Linked DNA regions of Homo sapiens: all the other regions are linked to region 3. Evidence: read pairs that join two places in POLR2A ChIA-PET (ENCODE). Cell type or tissue: PC-9. All regions are shown on one strand.

Region 1 (2,500 bases), 150 kb after region 3:
AGACTTTTCTACCAAGCCACACAGCTGCAGCAACTGCAGATACTGCGGGCTGAGCAGGAGCAGTGGTGGCGCCTGCCCTGAGGCTGCCCTGCGATGGCCTGGGTGGGAGAGCTGGGTCACCGGTGCCGATGCTCTGGCCCTCCCCAATACGCTGCTTCGTCCCACTGCACCGCCTGGCTGAGGGCGTTAGGGGCTGTGCCTCTTGTGAGGGCCATTTGGGACCTCCCTGGGGCACTGCACAATTGATAGTGTACCAATAGAGGGAGACTGGGCGATCTGGAACAGCACGTGGTGGGGTCCTGCTTGTGTGCTCTGCGTTCCTCTGTGGCGTGGCCAGGCCGGGGCATGGCTCTTACCCGGGGAGTGGTGGGCATCTCGATGCTTCTTTGCCTTAATGATGGCCACATCTGGGCTGCTCTGCACCCACGGGAGAGGCTGGCCCAGCTGCAGACTGCTTAGGGACTTCTGTGTCCATCCTGGGGGGTAAGCCCACGTGACCCACATTCTTGGCACTATGAACAGAGAACATTTGCCTGTTGGCTTCTGAAGTGGTCAGGGCCATGGCTGACACCTCCAGGTCCGCCTGGCATGGGACACCAAGTGGAAGGCCCAAGCAGCTCATCTGCTCTTGGGACCAGGGGCCAGTTGGGTTGGGTCTGGTCACGGCAGAGCTATTGTGGAGGGTCAGGAAGGGTGGAGAGGAGCTGGGTTGAAGCGGACTGCTGCGGATGCAACTCCCAGCTTGCCCACCGCGGGCTGTCTGCTCTCCCTCCTAGCAGCTGTCACACTGAAGTTTTGTCCTCTGCTGTCTCCTCTGGTCCTGAGATGAGCTGTGAGCCTAGGTGGCCAAGGCTTCCTGCATTGCTTCCCTGTGAGTCCAAGGCCTTCCCCCACCACTGGGCAGAGGCTGGACAGCACGGACTTCTAGAGAGAGCCGCGTTGCCAGTTCCTCTCCCACTCGCTCGTCCTTATCCACCACGCTATTATAGTTTCCGTTGTCCTCCACCAGCATTTCCCTTACTCTGAAGTTCCGGCATTCACATCATTCATGTTTTCTTTTGTCTTTTAGCTAAAGGAAAAGCATTGGCGATTTGTCTGATTCTGGTTTTGAGTTACTCTTTGTTCAGTAATGCACTTTATTTTATTGTCCAAAGAGAGTCAGAGCTAAGCATACAGGCTTGGGGGTGAGCCCTGCTGTGAGAGTTCAGGCCCTGGGAGGCTCAGCCACCTCCTCTTGTGGGAAGGAGGTCTCAGCCCCACCTCGCATCTTCACCTGCCCTTGGTGTGGACACACCCTCTCATGCTACCAGCACCATAATCCAGTGGGGGTGACTGGGTGCACACCTGCCCAGGTGAACACAGCGGCTGCCAGTCTCCTGGTCCCGAGAGGAGGTGGGGCCTGGCCCTGGCTCCCTCCAACCAGCTGCTCCTGGGACACAGGTGCTCCTGCTTCGGCTCTGTTTCGGCTCACAGGTGTGCATCACTGGGCTTGGATTTGCATTACATTGACCCCAGCCCTGCAGTGGAACCTAATAAAAGCGCCTGAAGCAACTGCCTGGTCCTGGTGTGTCCTTCCTGCGCACTCAACTGTTGTCTGGCATCTGCTCAGTGTGGGGGGATTTGATAACTTGTCTCCAAGATATCACTGTTTTACGTGTATGTGCATGGTCCATTTAAAGGTGGGGATCCCACTTCCCCAGCCGATCCCTCCCAACCTTGGCTCCTCGATAAGTTTCTTAAAGTGCTAACATCTGGGGGAGGAGGAGAGTGCGTCAGTGTTTGACGGCCCCGCCGCCCTTGGGTGCCTCTTCTGCCTCTGCCGCACCTGTCAGCCCTGCGACTGCCCCACAGTCACTGCTTTGTGGACAGGTACATGTGGTCAAACAGCAGGTGAAGGACAAAGCCCAGGAAGGCCAGACTGCACAGGTGCAGCAAGGAGTGAGGCCTGGGGGTGACACACTGCCTGTGTTCCTGCTTGAGCTGTCTTTCCCTGTGACAACAGAAAGCGTCTAGAACAAGTGCTCTCTGAGCCTCAGATAGGAGCCTGGCAGTCACTGTTCAGCACCACTTTGTCCTTTGGTCAGTGACTCATAGCTGACTTGAGCAGTTACTAAAAAAAACTCCAACTAATTTCTGAAGGAGGGCCCTGGGGTGAAGCAGGCCACAGGACAGTGACCAAGGTGTCCTGGCTTCTGGACTCCAGGAGCGAGAGGGTGAGTCCCCCAGCACCCGGACTCCAATCCTGCACCTTCAACACAGTGCAGTTCACTCGATTTACCCACAGCTCCTGGGATCGCTTGAGCCCAGGAGGTTGAGGCTGCAGCCAGCTGTGATCGCAAGTCCAGCCTGGGCCACGGGGTGAGACCCTGTCTGAAAAAAAATTTAAAAAGCTGAGGTGAGGAGGCTCGGGGAGGTTGTATCAGAGAAAGCAGCAGCCTGGGCCATGCAGTGAGCCAGTACCTGATCATGGCCGTCTTATGTGAGAGCCAGTGAAGATCCT
Region 2 (2,500 bases), 360 kb before region 3:
CTGCCAAAGATGCCGTCACAGCCTCACCAAGACGGTGTCAATAGCGCCACTGGCTGGCCAGGTTGACCCAGAAGACTTGGGTTTAGGCAAAGGAGTGGAGGCTGGGAGGGAGCAAGGGACAGGGAGCCCTGGGCACCTGGACCCCCGGCATCGAGGGGTGGGGTGGACACAGCCTCCAGGACCCATAAGGGCAGCACCCCACGGGTGGCTGTGCGGGGGGCCGCTGGGTGGACATGAGCTTGGGGTAGAGGCATGGGCAGGAGCGAGAGCCAGGATTGGATTTCGGGAATGGGCAAAGCAGGCCAGCCCGGGGTTCCGGAAGGCACAGCATGCCCACAGAAGAGGCCCTTTCAGTGTGAGTGCCAAGGCACAGAGGTGGGTGGGGGGCTGGGAGAGCCCCTGCTGGAGAGGCAGGGGAGGGGTGGGCGCAGGGGCCATCTCCCAGGGCAGGGTAGTGGGCCAGGACTACAGTGAACACCACGGGCCCTGCTGGGGGGGTGGGCCTGGTGCAGCGGCTGCAGGTGGGCAGTGTCCAGGCGTGAGTGTGGACAGCAGGCGGGCATCGGAGCGAGGCTCAGCCACACCCCTCCTGCGGTCCCCCAACACTAGGCAGCTGCTCCCTTCAGCCGTGGTCCCCTCTGGCCTCTCTCCACCCCTCCTCCGGCCACTCCCACCCCAGCCGTGCACACAGGCTCAGGGCCACCAGGGAGGACAGAGGCTCACAGGCCTATCTGGGGGTGGCCTCAGAACTAAACTGCTTTAGCTCCACAGCCTCAGGCCCTGCAGGGCAAGGCGGGTAGTGCCCAGCACATGGGCTCTTGTCACCCCTCCTGCTTCTCCCGGCTCTCCGGTACCGGAATGTGGTGTCCAGGGGTCTCTGAAGTTCCTGGCTCAGCTGCTGCCAGGGGAGGAGGCGCTCTGATGGGCCTGAGGTGCATCCAAGTTGCAAATGAGCTTCAGGGAGACCTAAGAGAAACCACGTATCTTTGTTATGAAGATACAGTTACCTTAAGTCACACAATTATCTTCACTTCAGTTATTTTTTCTTTCGAATTAAAATGAAAATTAATGTAACGAATTGGAGTTCTGATCCAGAGAGTAGCGAGGCCTGGATTCACCCTCCCACCGGAAACAGCTGAAAATCCAGGCAAAGGACAGGAGGTGCTGGCTGTGGGGATACCAGGCCTCCGCCAAAGAAGGACGGTGACCCCTGGGTGGGAACAAGGTGCCAGGAGCCCTAGGGTAACCTCAGCCTTCTGCCTGGCAGCTTCCAGGCCGGGCACAGTGAGAGGTGGAGTCCAGCAGACCCCCCGAGTTGAGGAAGTGGAGCTGAGAGTCCGGGGGGAAAATGAGGCTGAGGATTGCAGGACAGAGCACCCGGGGGGAGCTGGCAGACAGTGGCGGGGTGCAGGGGCTGTCCCGGGACCGCCAGGCAGGAGGCTACGGGGGCTCTCCTGTGAGCACCAGGCCAAGCACCTTCAATGCGTGCGAGCAGGAAACCAGCAGGAGGATTAGACGGAACAGTGCCAGATACTGCACAGGTCTGGAAACCAGTGCCTGTTCCTACCAACCAGACTAGAAAACCTCAGAATTCGTGAGACATTGAATACTCAGATGGGTGTGTCTCAAGGCCCAAGATCTATTAGCTGGTTACTAGTTAGCGCTGGTACACCTAAAACAAAACAAAAATCTTACAAACAAGACCCCAAAGCATAAATTTTTTTTTTCTTTTGAGACGGAATCTTGCTCTGTCTCCCAGGCTGGAGTTCGGTGGCGCAATCTCAGCTCACTGTAACCTCCACCTCCCAGGTTCAAGCCATTCTCCTGCCTCAGCCTCCCGAGTAGCTACGATTATAGGCACGCGTCACCACGCCCGGCTAATTTTCGCATTTTTAGTAGAGATGGGGTTTCACCATGTTGGCCAGGCTGGTCTCAAACTCCTGACCTCAGGTGATCTGCCCACCTTGGTCTCCCAAAGTGCTGGGATTAAAGGTGTGAGCCACTGTGCCTGGCCTCAAATTGTTTCCAAGTAAACTTACTCCATCCCAGAACAAAGCCCAAAAATATTTAGGTAAAATTCACAATCCCTGGGGCAACTAGTGAAAAATTAGCAGCCAAAGAAGCAGGAAAACAAGACCCACAGGGAGAGAAAATCAATCAAAACCGACCCTGGCCGGACACTGATGTTGGAATCAGCAGCCAAAGACATTAAAGTACTTATTATAGGCCGGGCGCGGTGGCTCACGCCTGTAATGCCAGCACTTCGGCAGGCCGAGGCGGGCGGATCACGAGGTCAGGAGATCGAGACCATCCTGGCTAACACAGTGAAACCCGGTCTCTACTAAAAATACAAAAAATTAGCCGGGCGTGGTGGCCGGTGCCTGTAGACCCAGCTGCTCGGGAGGCTGAGGCAGGAGAATGGCGTGAACCCGGGAGGTGGAGCTTGCAGTGAGCCAAGATCGCACCACTGCACTCCAGCCTGGGCGACAGAGCGAGACTC
Region 3 (2,500 bases):
TGACCACAGCCAGGTTCACAGGGCAGGGCCTGCTGGGCAGACTGTGCAAAGCCTCAGGCCCTTTCTTCTTTGTTCTCTGTGGCAAGACACGGTCAGAAAACAACGCCCCTTGGCTGTCCCTGGGAAACAAGGAGAGCTCTGTCTTATTTTGCCCCATAAGCATTAAAAAAAAAAAAAAAGTAAAAAAACGGTGGCTGCTTCTCGTGCTGAGAAACGCCCGCTTTCATAGGGCCAGGACCACACGCGTGCAGGGTCTCCTGGCATCTCTCCTGGGGGTGTGCTGGTCCTAACATCGCTTCCAGTGCCCACGCAGCTCTCCGAAGGAAGCAGCCCAAAGCCGGGGCATCGGGTCACCCCACTTGCCCAGGGACACGTCCGGCGGTGTGCTAAACACCCCTGGGTGGGGGGCGGCTTGGCCCACACCCTGGGTATGCTACAGCCAGCACGTCTCTAGATGCCAACACCTGTGCACCTCACAGAACTCCCCCCACAACTTCTAACTAGGCGGAAGGAGCGTTCTTGAATGTATGGGGGTGGGTGGCTCAGAGAGGCCAAGTGACTCCCCCAAGGTCACCAGGTATTAAAGTGTAGAGCTGGGGCTGGATCGCCACCTGCCGAGAACTGGGAAGCCGGCTGGGAAGCTGGGGAGCGCGGCTGCGCCCTGCAGGCCTCGAGCTCGGCGGCCACCACTGGAGGGCCACCCGGGATCGGCCATCCGGGCGTCGGGGGCCTCCTCGCGCTCTCCAGGAGGGAGCCCCGGGCGCGGCGATCCCCGGGTGCGTGGGGCCGGGCTGCTGCCTTTGCAGGCGTCTCGGCGGCGCCAGGGTCCCATCCGCCCCGCGTCCCGGGCCCCGGCCTCACCTTGAGCAGGTCCAGCGGGTGCGTGCAGCAGGCGGCCCCGCAGGAGGCCAGCCCCCCGAAGTACCAGCGCGACACGCGCGCCTCGGCTGCCATGGCCCAGGAGAGCCCAATCCCGGCCCGACCACAACCCGACCCCGGCCCTACCCCGGCGTGTACCGGCCGCAGCGCCCCGCGCCCCGCGCCCCGCGCCCGGTTCAAAGCGCCGCCCGCGCGCCCGCACCCCGCACAGCCAATGCGCGCGCGCGCCCCGGGGGCGGGACCGCTAGGCCACGCCCCCTGCGATTGAGGCGGGCCCGGCGCCTTAAAGCGGCCGCGAGGGGCGCCGAGCGCGGTGGGCCCGGCCTGCGGACGCGCGGGTGCTCCGGGGCTGCTGCGTGGCCGCCTCCACTCCCCCGGGCCCCTGGCGTCCTCCCTTCTCCAGGCCGGAGCGCAGGGCCGAAGGCCACCGCCCGGGGACCGGCCCCAGGCACATGGGACCGCGGCGGGCGCCCTGCCAATCCCCAGGAGGCCCGGCCCCTGGCCCTGAACCTGCACCCGGTGGCCACCCCGCCGCGCAGGCGCTGGCTCGTGAGTCACCTGGCGGGGGCCACGTGTGTGCGGCGTGGGCCCTGCGTCCACAGGTCTGCAACCCCTGCCCCCACCGAGGGCTCAGCCCCGGCCCAGCTGCAAGAGAACAGAAAACCGGCTTCGGGAGCCGGGCGCGGTGGCTCACGCCTGTAATCCCAGTTACTCAGGAAGCTGAGGCAGTAGAATCGCTTGAATCCGGGAGGCAGAGGTTGCAGTGAGCTGAGATCGCGCCACTGCACTCCAGCCTGGGCGACAGAGCGAGACTCCATCTCAAAAAAAAAAAAAAAAAAAAGAAAAAGAAAAGAAAAAAAGAACCTGCTTGGGGCCAGACTGAATGAAAACTGGGAAAAAAGGCGGTTAGGAAGGACTTGCCTCTCCCTTCCCACACACAGATGCCCGGAAGCTCCTGCTCAGTTCTGGTCTGGCTCTGACCAGACGCCCCAGGCAACCACCCTGGAAGTGGGGCCCCGGGGTGGATTCTGGGGCTCTTGTTCCCAGGAGATGCCTGCCTGCATCTGGGCCCCTGCTTGGATTCCACTTCCCTGCGAAGAACAAGGAGGCGCTGGTGTGTTCCTGGCCCAGGTGCACCTGCTGGGCAAAATGAAATTTAAGTCCCCAAGGCTGCTTTAGGGCTGGGCCACAGGGATGAAGACCTGCAGCTCCAGCTTGGTCACTGCTGTCCGGCCTCCCCCACCCTCCAGGGCGAAGGGTGAGGAGCACCGGAAAAACAACTCGTGGTCCCTGGAACCCCTCAAGCACCAGAATGTGTCCAGCCCTGCCTCTGCGCATCCAGCGATGCCCTGGCTGTGTCGGAAGCGCAAGACGCACACTTAGGATTTTCAGCTTGGCTGTGGGTTTATTGGGCCGTAACCCCAACGTAGGCAGGTAGCCAACTGGAGGAGACTGTTTTCTAGACCCTTAGGTGGCCTCTGACCCCAGAAGTCATCAGCGGAAGATTTGGGCTGGGGAGTGAGCAGCTAACCAGAGGCGGTACCCCTGCCCGGAAGTGTGTCCTGGACCTTGGTTTGGTTGGGTCCCTCAGGTGTTGCCCACACAGACCGTAACTACCTGG

The links. ChIA-PET counts read pairs that join two places held together with the same protein. Peaks named below come from ENCODE experiments on the same cell type or tissue, not always from the same donor. Only the 100,000 strongest peaks of a DNase experiment are listed, where the experiment ranks them.
Region 1: POLR2A ChIA-PET joins it to region 3 with 14 read pairs; 5 of 35 experiments call an interaction of 5 or more read pairs at or near these places.
Region 2: POLR2A ChIA-PET joins it to region 3 with 18 read pairs; 3 of 35 experiments call an interaction of 5 or more read pairs at or near these places.

Annotation. Positions count from the first base shown.
Region 1 is chr17:81,555,938-81,558,437 of GRCh38, reverse strand. NPLOC4 (NPL4 homolog, ubiquitin recognition factor) reads left to right here. Exons shown (of 17, transcript NM_017921.4): 17 at 1-1,551. It overlaps LOC124904085 (a long non-coding RNA gene), which reads right to left. Exons shown (of 2, transcript XR_007065947.1): 2 at 1,119-2,500. Among named protein-coding and RNA genes, the nearest start is that of FAAP100, 4.8 kb to the right of the region's middle. In PC-9, no CTCF peak of the experiment used is centred here; no DNase peak of the experiment used is centred here.
Region 2 is chr17:82,075,472-82,077,971 of GRCh38, reverse strand. No RefSeq gene overlaps it. Among named protein-coding and RNA genes, the nearest start is that of DUS1L, 11 kb to the right of the region's middle. In PC-9, no CTCF peak of the experiment used is centred here; no DNase peak of the experiment used is centred here.
Region 3 is chr17:81,710,881-81,713,380 of GRCh38, reverse strand. SLC25A10 (solute carrier family 25 member 10) reads right to left here and starts at 1,097. Exons shown (of 11, transcript NM_012140.5): 1 at 862-1,097. The coding sequence starts at 954. RefSeq lists silencers at 606-655, 666-775, 786-1,455 and enhancers at 2,056-2,325, 2,500. In PC-9, no CTCF peak of the experiment used is centred here; a DNase peak (open chromatin) is centred at 1,490; H3K4me3 peaks cover 2,246 bases; H3K27ac peaks cover 1,749 bases.